Regions from separate parts of the Mus musculus genome. Here region 2 is linked to region 1. The links are chromatin loops, found by intact Hi-C in ENCODE. Cell type or tissue: gastrocnemius. All regions are shown on one strand. Each heading gives the region's core, and the rest is flanking DNA. Links, peaks and the distances in the headings are about the cores only.

Region 1 (8,335 bases), core at 313-8,312:
AAACCAGTTAGCAGATGTCTTAGACAGGCGAGGAACACCAAGACACAGCTTCACATGGTGTACAAAAAGATTATCACGACATATCATACTATTCCTCTACATCTGGATGGTTCCTTGTGGATATATACACAGGTGTATGAGAGAGTGCATGCGTGTGTGTGTGTGTGTGTGTGTGTGTGTGTGTGTAGGCCATAGATCAATATTTTCTTTCTTTCCAACTTTAATTTTAAAAATAAACATTTATTTCTGTGTGTGATGAACATACATACTGCAGTGTCACTCACTTGTGATGCTTTGTAGAAGAACTCAAAACTGCTCTCATTAATGTAAGTATGGGAGCTTGCAGCGCTGAGCTTGGCTTCTGGGTTTGTCAGTGAGATGACAGGATACTCAGTGTTAAAGGAAGGGAGCCATTCATTCTCTGGTTCAGTGAAGCCTTAGGGTGTGGTCTTAACTGTATAGCTCCAACATCAGCCAACAGAGCATTCACACGCCCTACCTCTCTCTCTCTGAATTCTCTTTGTGCTTCTAGGAGACAAGAATCCTGAGGAGATGGAGTCTCTTGAGGAAGTGGGATTGAGGCACCTGTCACATGAGGCGCTTTTCTGCTCACAAATCTGGCAGCAGGTTAGCAGGGAGTGAACCAAGGCTCAAGCCTGCATGGTAAACACTGGAGAAACGGGCTTTCTGCTGAAACTAGATGATGTGCATTGTGAAGATGAGGAAGTCAGTAAACATTCCAGTCAAAATTCAGTTCTTCAAGTTCACCACAAATTTTCTACCCTGGAAAATTAAGAGTCCTTACCTCATAGGCGGTAATTTGGACCTACCTTTTTCCTTATATACCTGAGTATATAATATATACTTCTGTGTTTCTCAAAGAAACCAAAATTCTCTCTACACATCACAGCCACACAATCCAACCACTTTAGCCCTCCTGCTGGGCTTCTTCAAAACCACAGGTACATTGATAATTTATACTCTCCTCCTCCCTGCCCCTCCACTTTTTCTCCCCACTTCCTTCTAGATCTTCCACATCAATCTAGATCAATCCACAGGAGGGACAAGTTTTGTTTTGCTTGTTTTTTTAAAAAATTTTATTATTTAGAGATTTATTTTTTTTATTTATATGAGTACACTCCAGCTGTCTTCAGACACACACTCGAAGAGTGCATCGGATCCCATTACAGATGGTTGTGAGCCACCATGTGGTTGCTGGGAATTGAATTCAGGACCTCTGGCAGAGCAGTCAGTGCTCTTAACCGCTGAACCATCTCTCCAGCTCTGTTTGGTTTTCTGTTAAAATGTCCTTGGAAGTATTCTAGAAGCTTACAAGGCATATGAATTAGGTGTCTATGTACATTTCCCAACCCTACAGAAAATATCTGAATAATTTTGCGTGCAGAACCTGTGTTGTGGACAGGACTTCGGTGTGCCATCATGCACAAAAGTCAATCAGGCTTGTCCATCTACAGTGTCTAAAGTTAGACTTGCCTACAGAACATAGTCTAAACAAGCTGGTTAGCTGTGTTTAATCACTGCGATTAGATCTCCTAAGAGGAGGGAGGGGGGAAAGGAGGAAGGAGCCAACAGAACAGATAAAATTACCTCCCCGCCTCAAATAAAGTAAAAACATGCATAGCCCTGGCAGCGAACCTACTTCCTTTCTTCTCAGTGCCTTGCACTTAAACTACGATGGGGAAACGAGTCCAAGCAGAGTCACTGCTCTCAGCATCTCACAGGAACCCGGATGCTACTTCCAGCCTCTCTGCTCATGCTTTGCAGCAGTGCACCAGGACAAGACAGATTTGCTAAAGTGCATGTAATCACCAAAGATGAAGGCTCCTGGGCTTTTAATCTGTAATGTTTCTAAGACTGTGTCAATGTAAACAACAAAAGGAAGAAGTTTTGCAGAACAAAAGTGATGTACACTTGATGGTCTGATCAAGTTAAATATTATTCATAGCATATAACCTAGTCCTTGCTCTCGCTGTTTCTATGGCTTGGGCTTTGTGGCTCCTTCCAAGGCTCGGCTATGTCATTTGCTAAGGGATCACCTGGATTAGTAGTCCTTAAGAAAGCCTGGATTGACTGCAGAACTGCACATCTGTAGTGCCAGGGCCCGCTTATCTTTCAAAATATCCAAACATAGTCTCCCCGACTCCAACTAGGAGGATGAAGATTGGCGCTTTAGGTGCTGCTGTTGGGTACGTGTCTGGAAGGGATAGTTATGCCTAAAAGTCACTCCCTCAAAATTGCAATCCTGGGGCTCCCCTGAAGTGGCCACATGAAAATAACAGGTGCTGCTCTTATTGGGTTCTGCTTTAAAGCCAGGAACTGGTCCTGCCAGAAAACTCTGAGTTTCCCTGATGAGCCTGTGGGGGCACCCCGGCTGTCTTTTGCTACTACTCTGTGGGTTCTTTCTTCCAGCCTTCTCCACCCTTGCAACCCTGTAACACTAGATAAGAGAGGAAAAAGGAGAGGAAAGTGATCCCTAAATAAGGTGGGGGGGGTCAGAAAGGGGGTGATGTTATTGATAGACTACTTCCTGCTGATTAAGGGCATCACATTTCTTGGGGGCAACTTTGATCTCTGCCATTCGTCTTGCTGTTTCTTCTTTGCACAGGACCACTTAACAAACTTTGACCAACAGCAGTCAAAGACCAACAGCTAACAAACTGCCAACAACCCCACTGAACAGCCACCAAAAGCCAACCTACACCCACCCCTCTCTGAAAAGTCCCCCGAATTCTAAACATCACACACGCACAGAAACCACCTGCAGCTGGCAAAATCACGCCTCTGCTAGAGCAGGAGGCAAATCCCAGCTGCTGTGGACCGTCTGAAGCAGCCTCATATTCCTCACCTGGGGCTAAAATCAAAACATTCCTATAGTATTTCTGTTTTTCAAAGAAACCAAAACTCCAAAATTGTCACAACAATCATATCATGTAAAAACTAGTCTTTTTCCTTGCTACTATGTATACCTGTTACAGCATCTCCGCTGTGCCACACACATACGCCGAGATTTTGTTTGGATGAAAAAAACTTTTGCTAGTGGTCCTTTGGGATAATTAAAAACAAACAAACAAACAAACAAACAAACAGACAGACAGACAGACAGACAGACAGACAGGGCTGAGAGATGGTTCAGCAGTTAAGAGCACTGACTGCCAGAGGTCCTGAGTTCAATTCCCAGCAACCACATGGTGGCTCACAACCATCTGTAATGGGATCGGATGCCCTCTTCTAGTGTGTGTCTGAAGCTAGCTTTTTTTTTAATTGTACTTTATTTGTACTCACATAAATAAAAAAAGAAATAAATCTCTGAAAAATAAACAAAACAAAACAAAACAAACAAACAAACAAACAAAAAAAACCAAGCAAACCAAAACTTGTTTCTCCTGTGGATTGATCTAGATTGATGTGGAAGATAGAAGGAAGTGGGGAGAAAACTGGAGGGGCAGGGAGGAGAGTATGAATTATCAATGTACCTGTGGTTACATTGAAGAAGCAGCCTAGCAGGAGGTTAAGTGGATTGTGTGGCTGTGATGTGTAGAGAGAATTTTGGTTTCTTTGAGAAACACAGAAGTATATATTATATACTCAGGTATATAAGGACAACGGTAGGGCCAAATTACCGCCTATGAGGTAAGGACTCTTAATTTTCCAGGGTGAAAAATTTTCCACGTGGGACGTGTCAAGTTCAGAGGCAGCATGGTGTCATGGCACACACGTTAGCCCAGCATTTGAGAGTGTGCAAGACTGAGGCAGGAGGACCATCGTAAATTCAGTATGGATTGTACAGTGCGCACCAGTGTCTCGCAGATTAAATAAAAAGTTCCGCAGAGGGCTAGGGAAGTACCTGCGTGGCGCACACACACACACTCCAGAGAGGCTATATACTAGGAGAAACGAGTGTAAGATCCGCCTCTCCGCATTCACTACCGGAAATGTAGTTCAACTGTTCCACAAACACGCAGGCACCCGGGAGAGCTGACGCGGAGATTTCTGGGAAGTGTCGTCCAGGGTCTCTGCGCATTGCGCGTGCGTCTGTGAAGGCCGGCGGACGCCGAGCATTCTGGGAAGCGTAGTTCAAATTCTCGGAGCATTGCGCGTGCTTCTGTTGTGCGGGCTGATGCGAAGCATTCTGGGAAGTGTTTCCCAGGTGGTTTCTGTTAGCATCCGCTCCCCTTGTCCTCCCTTGAGTCTCCTCTCTCCCACACCTTCCTCGACTGATGCCTGGATCTGGAGGTTTGCAGGGTTGGCGGCGGGCGGCCGTAGGGGAGTCGGCTCCAGGCTGGCGAAAGGGAAGCGCAGGGCGCCCAATGAGCCTCCCTCCATCCCACAGATATCATCGCACTGATAGGGTCTCAGCGCGTGGCTCAGTCAGCCTCCTGCCTCAGCATCCGGTGTGTTGCGATGACAGGTGTGAGCCCTCACACCTTCCTTCACTGCTGTCTGGAATTGGGGTGCGAGGGCCATGTTGATAGTGTTGTTTGAGGCATTGATGTAGCTAGTGTCACCCTGCCCTGAAGGTTCTAGGACTCACACCTACACTGCAGAGAATCGGGATGGGTGGAGATTTGTCGAGAGCCTGTCATGTAGAAGGATAAACGGACACGTCTATGGCTTTCCACGATGTCAGATTTTGCTGAACGACAAGAAAGTCATAAGCTGTGTCAGTTTCGTTGGCTGCAATTTGCCAAGGAATCTCGATTTCTCCTGGTGGTTGGCCATTAATCACAGGTTCTTTTATTCCAAGCTTAACATAGCTAATGATAAATTTCAGACCACGAGTCACCTGGCACACAGTTATACACACTCGTGAGTTTATTATCACAGGATGGATCATTGGAACTGGACTTGGCTCCTGGCATGTGACCAGGCTACTGAGCAGTGTGCCTGCCACATACCGGTCCCTTGGTGAAGAAGTAACGTGATATGGTTGGTGCGCTTATGTTTTATGTTACCAGGCTGGCTTTGAACTCACAGAGATCTACCTGAGTGCTGGGACTAAAGGCTAGTCGATATCTTTTAATAGCACAATTGAGTCGCCTGGCTATGACTGTGTAAACAAGACATGGATTTCTTCTTGGCACTTTTATCCAAGATAGAGTAACTCAGATCAAGACTGTTGCCGCATAAAATTCAAAACTAGTCATAGCCTGAAAGCTGATGGTCCAAACAACACAGCTCCCTGCTCAGCATGCTCCCAAGATGGTTTGATCAGCCGGGCAGTGGTGGCACACACCTGTAATCCCAGCACTTGGGAGGCAGAGGCAGATGGATTTCTGAGTTCGAGGCCAGCCTGGTCTACAGAGTGAGTTCCAGGACAGCCAGGGCTGCACAGAGAAACCCTGTCTTGAAAAACAAAACAAAACAAAAAGCCAAAAAAACCCAAAAAACAAAAAAGGAAAAAAAAGATGGTTTGATCAAGTGTAGCCCCTTACCTCTAACCCTACCCCCATTACAGATTCAGGGGAGGAAGGAGGAAGTGGTGGTCTGTTGACCAAGCATATCTAGGTGCATCAAGCCAAGTGTATTTCCTCCTGTTAAGGCGTAGCCTTTTAAAATACAAGTCTGTTTTATTCTCGCTTTTTCTTTCTAAGACTTTTTGTATGGGTCATATATGTGTACCATTACATGCATGTGTTGATACATATATGCTTCTGAATGCTTTGTACATGAGTGCTGGGATTCAAATTCAGGTTCTCCTGCTTTTCTTTAATAATTTGTTTTCACAATGACAATTTGTGTGTGTGTACACGCGTGCATACTCACATGCAACACTGAGCATGTGCAGGATGGAGGAGACCTCTCAGGAAGAGTCAGTCCTAGAGACTGAACTCAGGCCATCACTTGGTGACAAGTACCTCTCCCTGGAGATCTATTATCACGTGGGCTCTTTACCTTTTGTTTTTATTTCCCCCTGAGATAGTTTTTCCGTGTAACCCTGGCTGTCCTAAAATTTGCTGTTAATCAGGCTGGCTTCAAACCCACAGAGATCCTCCAGCCTCTGCCTCCTGAATTCTGGGTTAAAGGCCTGGGCCTCCACACTTGGCCCTCTCATTAGCTTTTGGGTCTTCTCTGTTAGAGCAGACACGAAAGCTTTGGACCATTCTTTTCAGGAGATCATAATCTCTTCTTGTGAGTACTAATATCTTTCCAGCTGTCCAGCCTCTCACTGGGGGCAGCAGGAGGTCCCTCCGGACCTTCTTTCTGTCCCCACCAATAATGGTTAGCCCTGGACACCTTTTAGGAAGGAGAAGATTGTCTCCAGCTTGGTGGGCAGGAGGGGACAGTTCAACTGCTTTGTCAGGAATGGCCTTCCTATTTCATGGCTTCTCTCCTTCCACAGCCTGATCTCTCAACAAGGACTGAGTGGAAGGTGAGGTCCTGACTCCTTCAGCAAGGCTCCTGGTGAGTGTGGCCTGGCATTGTTGTTGTTGTTGTTGTTTTGAGGTGGAGTCTCCCCATGTAGCCCTGGCTGTCCTGGAATTCCCTCTGTGGACCAGGCTGGCTTCAAACTCAGGGAGTCACTCTTCTCTCCTTCATGTCAGTCCCGATGATGGGATTAAAGATGTATGTCACCACGTCTAGCATGTTTTTCTTATTTTAATGATGAAGTCTTGGTGTCAGGGTCATGAGGGACAATCAAAGAAAGAGGGTCACTCCAGGACGAGATAAGGCCTCGCCGGTGGCAGCAGGGAGGTCCAGCCCCTGACGACTGAACGTCAGACAGCCACGCAGAGGCGTATTTATTTATTGACTGTCACACACAGTTACTTTTAGAGTAAAATAAGTTCCTCACACCAATTGCTGGATCTGCTCTCCGTGTTTCCTGAAGGGGCTCCTCACCCCGGCGGTCTCAGTCCTTACTGTGCACTGTTTGCAAAACTCAGTAATGCAAGATGCTCCCGGGTTGCCAGGACTGTCCTGTGACCAAAGTCGTACAAAAGCTGTAAAGTTCCTTCAGAAAAACAACTCAGTTTTGTTTGTTTGTTTTGTTCTGTTTGTTTGTTTTTGAGACAGGGTTTCTCTGTGTAGCCCTGGCTGTCCTGGAACTCATTCTGTAGACCAGGCTAACCTCTAACTCTGAGATCCATCTGCCTCTGCCTCCCAAGTGCTGGGATTAAAGGCGTGTGCTACCACTGCCCGGCGAAAAACAACTCTTATAGGTAACAAAAAGCAATCACTTTTTCCTTCAGTGATTTCTTCAAGGTCTAAGACCTTTTTAAAAACAACTGTTTTTTTTTTCCCCCTCTACAATGAAGAGCTTGAGTCAGGGTAGATAAGTCAATGTTTAAAGGTTGGGTTGGAACTTGTACAGCCCAGATCCATATAACTCTTGGATATATTCTCACTAAGGCACAGAACCGCCTGGAATTGTAATCAGAGTTTTAGAGCCAGAGTCCTTAGGGAACCCTAGTAGCTTTGGCTCGGTCACCTATCCTAATCCGACCAGAGACAAGACATGGCTAAGAGAAAGGTGATGGAACTACAGTGGCTGCATTGGGACTTACAAAGGAAGGGGTCCAGTGAGCTCCCGCTCCGACTCTGTGGTACTGACCAGAACTTTAGGTTTAAATAGGGGAGCGGGCCTGCAGGATGCGGGAGATGTAGGGTCCTTGCTGCTGGGCTTGATGGCCTGTGTTCCACCCCCAGAATGGACGTGGTGAGAGGAGCCAGCTCCTGCTGCAGGAGACCTCCCCCCCCCCCCATGTCCTGCGTGCACATTCTAAATAGACATAATGAATAGGAGAAGCATTGGAGCAAATGTGTGCATAACACAGCAACCTTGCTGGGTCTCCCTGTCCTTTTTTTGACCCAGATCCATAAAAGTGGCTTGATACATAGTTAATTGCTGGCATTGCCTAGGGGGACGCCTGATTAGTTAGAGGGTGGCCCTTCTCTTATCAGAGCTAACTTCCTATCTTAGGGGGGTGATGGTCTGTCCGTCTGTAGTCAAGGTGATGGCTGGTTTGGGACAGTGACTTGTCTTGATGCCTTCAGATAAGAGTGCTGGGCCCTGGTACCCAGTGTAGGTTTCCTCAGAGTGCTGGGCCCTGGTACCCAGTGTAGGTTTCCTCAGAGTGCTGGGGCCCGGTACCCAGTGTAGGTTTCCTCAGAGTGCTGGGGCCCGGTACCCAGTGTAGGTTTCCTCCAAGTGTTTCCTTTAACTCTGACCTTTCTCCGCTCCTATATCTGCCTCTCACCCCTTTCACCAGTGCCCGCTTCTCTCTGTGACTCCTGTCCATCTCTTTTTGTCTTTAGAAGCAGCAGAGAGACAAGGCTTGGGATGTTGGCTCTGGGGTGAGGCTGGGTTCAGGAA
Region 2 (8,335 bases), core at 203-8,202, 200 kb after region 1:
AACTCTGACCATAGGACACATTTCTTGTGTGTGAGGAGCATGGCACATAACTAAGTGGCAGGGGAGTGGGTGGGGGGGGGGGCAGCTCAGTGGTTAGGAGGTCTTGCTGCCCAAGAATAAGTAACCAAACCTAATCCTTAGCATCCCTGTGAAAAGACATCCCTGACTGTATGCCTCTGGGAGGTGCAGGCAGGACTGCTGGGGCTTGCTGGACACTACTAGCCTTGCTCCAAGTTCAGTGAGAGACTGTCTCAAGAGAATTAAGCAGTGATAGAGCAGGACATCTGATGTTCTCCTCTTGCTCCTGTCGCTGCACTTACATGGGTTTTTGTCCCCAAAATACATATGCATGCATTACACAAATATGCACACAAAAATACCGAGTCTGATTTGGAAGAAGGAACCAGGGCATGTGCACAAAGTGTTAGAGATAGTGTATAATAAACATCAAACGTGTTAGCAACTGATAAAAACCACGCTTGTCACCACTCAAGTTAACAGTGCACACACCAGCCTTTGTCTCTTAACAGTGTATGTATTTAGGTTAGTCATTACAAATCCATACACATCACCTTTTCTACTTTCTAAAAAGGCTACATTCTCTAGCATCCCACCAAGACTGCCCAGGGACAGGGACAAGAGGGGGGCTTCAGTCACACCCATTTTCAAAGAGGTTGAATATATTTGAGTTGAAGGGCACACCCATGACAAACAGGTGATGCTAATTTTTCTCTGCCCATCCCTGCACCAGGCAAGAGGCATGATGGGAACTCTGTACAGTTCCTGTGCCCTAAGATGTGCAGCTTGAATGGGAGACAGGTCTGAGATCAGCATCAGAGACACCAGCAAATTTGGCCCAGCACAAACAATGAACCTGAAGAAGATGTAAAGTTGGTAGTTTCTTGGTAGGTTCTAGAAGTGTGAATGGGATCTAGTGGTTAACAGCATTGTTACGGCCATGGTATCCGCACTGTTTTCAGTGCACTCGTGCGCTGTTCACTGAGAACAGTGCTGAGATCCCTCTGGCCTGTCCGTTGTCCTTCATGTGATGTTCTGTGATTATGCTTTTGGGATTGTCATGTCTAACAGGGCAAACTGTGCAATGGCAGCCACAGGTGACAACAGTCTTGGAGTCTCCTGTGCCTTATACTAACAAAACCACTCTGTGTTCCGCCTTTGTGTTGGTTCTTCTCTTTGTCTATAACGAAATACGGGGATACAAATGACTTATGAGCAGAGAAGCTGTATTTGAGCTCTGTCATGGAGAACTGTCAGGAAGACATAGTGGAGCACATGTGTGCAGATAGATGCCTCATGTTAAGAGTGAACGGGTTTCAGAGTGTGCAATACAGACACACACACATGCACATATATAATACAATATACAATATATACTGATATATTGGTTGGTTGGTTTTTATTTTGTTTAGTTTTGAGACAAAGTCTCACTATGGCTGGCCTAGAACTCACCATGTAGACCAAGCTGGTTTGTAATTCAGAGATCTGCCTGCCTATTCCAAGTACTGGAAATAAAAGGTGTATGCCACCACGACTAGTGCCAACCTGTAATCTTTTTAACCTATGTATTTGATTTATTAGTGTGATAGATGGCTTTAATTATCAACTAGAATCACCTGGAAACATAATCTCAACAATGAATCATCTGTCTTAGTACATGGGCATTATCTATGTGGAATTGTCTTAACTACTTGATATGGGAAGACCCAGGCCACTGTAAGAGGCACCGCTCCCTAGGCAAGGGGTTCTGAACTGGACAAATGTAGAGAAACTAAGCTGAACACAAGCAAGCAAGCAAGCAAGCATGCATGCATGCAGGCATACATTTCTCTCTGCTCTTGATTCTGTGTGTGATGGATCAGCTGCTTCAAGTTCCTGACTTCCCCACAATGATGGACTATAACCTGGAACTCTAAGTTGAAATACATCTTTTTCTCTTTTAGGCTGCTGTTTATCAGAGTATTATCCTAACAGTTGCATCCAGTAACTGCTGATGTGGATGGGGTCCAGGCCACCACTGTATTCCTGTTCCATTTGTCCTCCCTGACTTTATTTCTCTCATTTCTTGACTGCTTCACTAAGGGAATCTATTATTTATTTATTTTTACTATTTCCTTCATTTTATCTCTCTCTCTCTTTTTTTAAAGATTTATTTATTATATGTAAGTACACTGTAGCTGTCTTCAGACACTCCAGAAGAGGGTGTCAGATTTCATTATGGATGGCTGTGAGCCACCATGTGGTTGCCGGGAATTGAACTCAGGACCTTCGGAAGAGCAGTCAGTGCTCCTTAACCTCTGAGCCGTCTGTCCAGCCCTCATTTTATCTCTTAACTTCTTACTCTAGCTCCAGAATTTCTGTTTCTGCTTAGCTGTTGATCTTGCATTGCAACAAACATGTCTTACTTTTCACAGTGTTTTAGTTTGTTAAAACTGAAAGAAGTTTTTTGTTCTGTTTTTTTTCAAGACAGGGTTTCTCTGTGTAGCCCTGGCTGTCCTGAAACTTTCCCTGTAGACCAGGCTGGCCTTGAAGTCAGAGATCCACCTGCCTCTGCCTCCTGAGTGCTGGGATTAAAGGTGTGTGCTACTACCACTCAGCTAAAGTTAAATTGTATTTACTTACTACCTGGCCACATACACACTTACACACATACATACAGCATGTGTATGGGAGGTGGTTCCCTCCTTTCACCACGTGGGTCTTGGGGATTGAACTCGGGGCAGCAGGCTTGGCAGCAGGCTCCTTTACCTGGAGCCGTTTCTAGGGCCCCCGGCATGTTTACTATCACCATTTTAATACTGCTTGTGAAATCCAGAAGTCTTTTTTTTTGGGGGTGGTGGTGGTGGTGTATGTGCTCTGCTATAGATAATAAAATCTCTACCTAAGAAAGATATACATTTTATGCTTTTTCTTTCACACAGGACTGGGGATTGAACCTAGGGCCAGGCACATGTTTGGGTTTTGTTGTTGTTGTTTGTTTTGTTTGTTTGTTTGTTTTGTTTTAATATACAGGTTGAGGACTTCAACAGTGCACTATATATATTAATTTTTATTTACTTTTAAGTATCTGCCTGCTTGTCTAGCTCCCTGGGAACTGGAGTTACAGGTAGCTACGAGTCACCTGTGGGTTCTGGGACTCGAACCTGGGGCCTCTGCAAGCAGAAACAATGCTGATTGTTAATCACCTCTCCATTCCCAATTCCACTGTTTTTTTTTTTTTTTTAAATCTATTTATTTGTGGGTGTGTGTATCTACAACAATTCTCTTCTTCCACCATATGAGTCCTAAGGATCAAATTCAGGACGTCAGGCTTGGTGGCAAGTGCCTTTGCAGGCTGAGCCATTTCAGTATGGCTAGTGCAAATACGATTGTAAAAAATGATTCTGTAGTGTTATCTGCAAATATGATTGTAGAAGTAACTGTAGCGTATACGATTAAGAAAATAAGTAGACTATAAAGAAATATAATTACCTAGGAACACAGGATATAATGATAATAATTTTATATTTTTTGGTACAATCAGTAAATTTTTAACCTATGTTCTAAAAAACAAATTTTATTTTTTTCCTTAAATAGAAGTGATAAAAATAATGATGACTCCACATCCAATAAAGCTCTTTTAAGAGTTATATTTATTAATTTGGATAGAACCCGTACAGCATTTAGTTTTAAATGTTTATATTTCATACTTATTCTTTATGTCCAAGCATTTCTCTATCCCGTCCAGAATTAATTAAAAAATATTAGGGTAACTTCATAAGTGGATCTGCTAATGAGTAAAGAGAGCCTCACTCCTCAGAACAGACAGATTGACAGAAGGATGCTAAGGTCTACCCCTGTGTATTAGTTACTTTTTGTTGCTGTGATCAAACACCATGAATAAGGTGTGGAAGAAAGCGTTTATTTTGGCTTTCAGTTCCATAATAGTAGGGACAGCATGGCAGGTGGCAGACTTGTCAACAGGAGCAAGAAGCTGAGAGCTCCCTTCTGAAACTCAAGCATAGCGAGCAAACACCTTGGAGGCTGACCCCGCCCCATGACGTATTTCTCCAGCAAGGCCACACCAGCCAAACCTCCAGAAACAGCACCCCGCCCTCTAAACTGTGGACCTGGCATCCAAAGGTTGGACCCTACGGGGTCATTTCTCATTCAAACGACTGCACCACTACCACGTTCTCTGATGCCTCTTTCCCCTGCAGCACTTTTTATATAAAGGATTAAGAAGACAACTTGCTCGGAGAAACCGGACTTCAGCTAACACCTCTCCCGGCCCCCGTAAGGCACAGTGGACACTGCACACAAAGCTGGGAACGATTGTCTCAACAAAAACAAAACAAGTCATTAAGGACTTTGATAATGGGGACAGGCTGGGTCCAGAGACCCTACAGCAGGAGCTCTGAGACCATCCGTGGGTCACTAAAGCGTCCAGCTTCTCTGAAATTGGAAAGCACCGATAGTAAATGTCCCATTTCCTACCGCGCGTCAGCAGTTTTGAGCCTTGCAGGAAACTCTAGATCACTCTTGGATAGGTACCAAGGCGTGGTGGAAAGCATGGAGGCAGAGATGGAGAGTCTGAACTCCACTGCTGGGAGATGGCATCGTGACCAGAGCTAGGGAGGCGGCTGGGGGTGCCCATCGCCCAGGAGACCCTCCATCCAGGTGACTGACAGCCCCGGGCCAGGCCTGAGTCAGTGTGTGCAATCGCAGCACACTCGGGCATGCTCTTCCAAAGTAAGTTCACGTTCTACCTTTCCGAGGCAGACTTCCTTACCCAGGATACAAGCCTGGTGGCTATCACCCAGGGCAACCTGAAAAGGATCGCTCACACTCGGGAGGGGTCAGTAAAGGGGAGGGCTCACCTTTCTGAAAGGAACGGAACAAGGCCTCACACACCTGGGGCGGAAGTGACTCTTCCCGCATAGGCAGCCAGGACTACACTTCCCAGAATTCCCGAAGGTTGCGGGGAGAACAGTCTCCTGCAGTCTCCTGCAGAGGATCTTGCACACTGAGGATTCCCAAACTACATTTCCCAACCGGAAGGATGGCCTCTCAGCCCCCCCCCCCCACCTGCAGCGGAAGTTATCTTATCATCCCGGGGATGGGAGGGTCATGAACTACATTTCCCAGAATTTTCAGAGTCCTTGCCTTCCCCGAGCGGAAGTGCCATGGAGTAAGGAAACCGGACTTCAGACTTTTGAAAGTCCTTGGCATACCCTAAGCCAAAAATCTTCGAACCACGATGCTTTCCCTGCTTTCTGTGGAAGATTGGGATAAACAGCGCTTTCCCCAGAGCACGTCAGGGACTGCTTGGGTCTACAGTTCACGGGATCTGCAGGGCCTGCCTTAACCCCAGCGGACCTCCCTTCCAGATCATTTGCATAGTCCTGAGTTTAGGGATTCCCCTTATTATTATTATTATTATTTTTTATATTTTTTATTAGGCATTTTCCTCATTTACATTTCCAATGCTATCCCAAAAGTCCCCCTCCCCCCACTCCCCTACTCACCCACTCCCCCTTTTTGGCCCTGGAGTTCCCCTGTACTGGGGCATATAAAGTTTGCATGTCCAATGGGCCTCTCTTTCCAGTGATGGCCGACTAGGCCATCTTTTGATACATATGCAGCTAGAGTCAAGAGCTCCGGGGTACTGGGTAGTTCATAATGTTGTTCCACCTATAGGGTTGCAGATCCCTTTAGCTCCTTGGCTACTTTCTCTAGCTCCTCCATTGGGAGCCCTGTGATCCATCCAATAGCTGATTGTGAGCATCCACTTCTGTGTTTGCTAGGCCCCGGCATAGTCTCACAAGAGACAGCTATATTAGGGTCCTTTCAGCAAAATCTTGCTAGTTTATGCAATGGTGTCAGGGTTTGGAGGCTGATTATGGGATGGGATTCCCCTTATTTAATTCTGCTGATTATCACTATTCACCTTCAGCTCTCCAACCTCCACTGTCTTTATAAAAATCTTGGAAAAGAAAAGCTTTTCAAACGTGACACTAGGACAAACTCAACGTAACTAATCCCCACCCAGTTCAAGAAGCAATTCTATAAAAAGCATGGAAGCAGGAATGCAGAAAAAGGTAAATCAAGTACAAAGGAACTGAATTAATAATTTTAAATATTTAATGTATGTGTGCGTGTGTGCACATGTGTGCTTGGGCACATGTATATGCACCATTGCGTGTAGTGCCCAAGAAAACTAGAAGAGGACGTCTGTTTCCCACCTCCCTCCCCCATAACTTGACTTTACAAACCCGTTAGCCAACTGACGTGGGTGCCGGGTCCTCTACAAAAGTGGTGCGTGCTTTTAACAGCAGAGTGAGCCCATCAACAACCTAAGTTTGGATTTTCAAAAAGGATTTATGTGTATGAATTTGCATGTATGTGGAAGACAGAGGGCAGCTTGCAAAAGTCAGTTCTTTCTCTCCCACCATGTGGGTCATGGGGATCAAAATCAGATGGTCAGGACTGAAAGCAAACATCCTTAGCTGCTGAGCCATCTCACCAGTTCAAAATAAAGCTATTTAGCAAATGATAGAAATTACTCAACCATTTGCTTAATCAGTAATCTATTTTATAGTATAACTCTTGGGACCCATCAACTATTACCTAGTAACTGTGGCAAGACATATGGGTTATTTATACATTTAACAAGGCTAAATAGCCAAAACCAGATGCACATGGGCATATACCCACAGTCACTTAGATCCTCCAAAGTCTTTAAACTTTCATCAATTCCACTGCCAAACAACCATTTTCAGCATTTACTAAACAATTTCCTTTGCTCAACCAAACCTTGACGTATTCAGAGGTCTAACTTGTAGCCATTTCCACTTCATATTAATTTATACCAGCATGGTTCCTTCAAGATTTCAAGTGACCACTGAAATTCATACACTTAAGCAGATGTTGGGGGGCACACACACTTTTTTTTTTTTTTTTTCTCGAGACAGGGTTTCTCTGTATAGCCTTGGCTGTCCTGGAACTCACTCTGTAGATCAGGCTGGCCTCGAACTCAGAAATCTGCCTGCTTCTGCTTCCCAAGTGCTGGGATTAAAGGTGTGTGCCACCACCACCCGGCGGGGTACACACTTTTAAGCCCAGCACTTGGAAGGCTGAGTCAGGCAGACCTCTGTGAGTTCAAATCCAACCTGATCTACATGGTGAGTTCCAAACCACCCATGGCTACAGGGAGATTCTGAATCAAAGAATGACCAAAACCCAGACAAACCAACCCAACATAAGTTCTTCTTTCTAACGCTGGTTTTGTATCTATAAATTAGTGGGGTGGGCAGCAAAGTCTATTTTATCCCAGACTTTCAAGCCTTCAACAAAGTCAAAGTGTGGAGAACCTTTGCTGTTTTCTTATCTGAATTCAGAATGATCCTGCTTCTGGACACAGCCCAGTTCAGAATGTCCCTCACTGCCAGGTATACTAAATTCTGTCAGAGGGCTCTTTAAGGCAGTGGTTCTCAACTTTTCTAATACAACCCCTCATGTTCTTTTTCTGGTGACCTCCCAACTGTTGAGGTTTGGTCTGTTGCTATGAATTGTAATACTAAATTCTGTACCTGAAGGTCTGGTTGCTTATGAGTGAGTCCTCACGTTTACCAGCTTTTGTTGTGCAAGCCTTGTTCCCTAATTTAAAACTATTGGTTAAATAGAAATGGCACAGCCAACTACTGGAGGGATGAGAGGTAGGTGGATTCTCAGTTACCTGGTTGGAGGTTGCAAAGGAGAGATAAAGAGTGGACACGGGTGGGATGGGGAGGAGGGGTGAGAAGGAAAGGAGATGGATCATGAGCACATGGTCAGGAGAAACAGCAAGTATTTGTGGTATACTACTGGGGACATAGCCAGGCCAGCAGTTAGAAAAATAGATTGGGGTAAACCATTTTCATTGCTACTTTATAACTTCACTATTATGAGTCATAAATGTGTTTTCCAATAGTCAGAGGTAACTCCCCTCCCCTGATGGAGGTCACGACTCACAGGTTGAGAACCACTTCTCTAGAGTCATCTCGTACCTTTAGCAGGTAGTACTCTCAGCTTCTTTCCCCTACTTCGGGGAATTCACGTCTAAGTTACAGGGCATGGTTTTCACTAGGTAGACTATGTCTTGCAGAAACCATGTTCATACAAATGAATGTAAAGCCAGACAAATTACAGATCAGAACTCTGATTTCAAGGTTTTGAAATTGTTTCAAAGGAATCTTCCCTGGCCCTTCATCTCAATTTTCAGTCTCCTTTAAAGAATGATCGTTCTAGCAGGGTGGTAACAAGCCTTTAATCCCAACACTCAGAAGGCAGAAGGCAG

What was found. A loop is a pair of places that touch in the nucleus more often than their neighbours do. Peaks named below come from ENCODE experiments on the same cell type or tissue, not always from the same donor. Only the 100,000 strongest peaks of a DNase experiment are listed, where the experiment ranks them.
Region 2: a loop joins it to region 1, with 3.0 times the contacts of the local background. A loop is called at or near these places in 3 of 42 quality-filtered maps.

Annotation. Positions count from the first base shown.
Region 1 is chr7:24,312,438-24,320,772 of GRCm38, reverse strand. Zfp94 (zinc finger protein 94) reads left to right here and starts at 4,107. Exons shown (of 6, transcript NM_001199321.1): 1 at 4,107-4,254; 2 at 6,362-6,423; 3 at 8,278-8,335. It also overlaps the pseudogene Gm44513. In gastrocnemius, for the core only: no CTCF peak of the experiment used is centred there; DNase peaks (open chromatin) are centred at 4,053 and 4,869; H3K4me3 peaks cover 1,547 bases; H3K27ac peaks cover 1,284 bases.
Region 2 is chr7:24,108,979-24,117,313 of GRCm38, reverse strand. It overlaps Zfp112 (zinc finger protein 112), which reads right to left and starts at 4,994. Exons shown (of 5, transcript NM_021307.2): 1 at 4,878-4,994. In gastrocnemius, for the core only: no CTCF peak of the experiment used is centred there; DNase peaks (open chromatin) are centred at 4,083, 4,665 and 4,970; H3K4me3 peaks cover 1,908 bases; H3K27ac peaks cover 1,867 bases.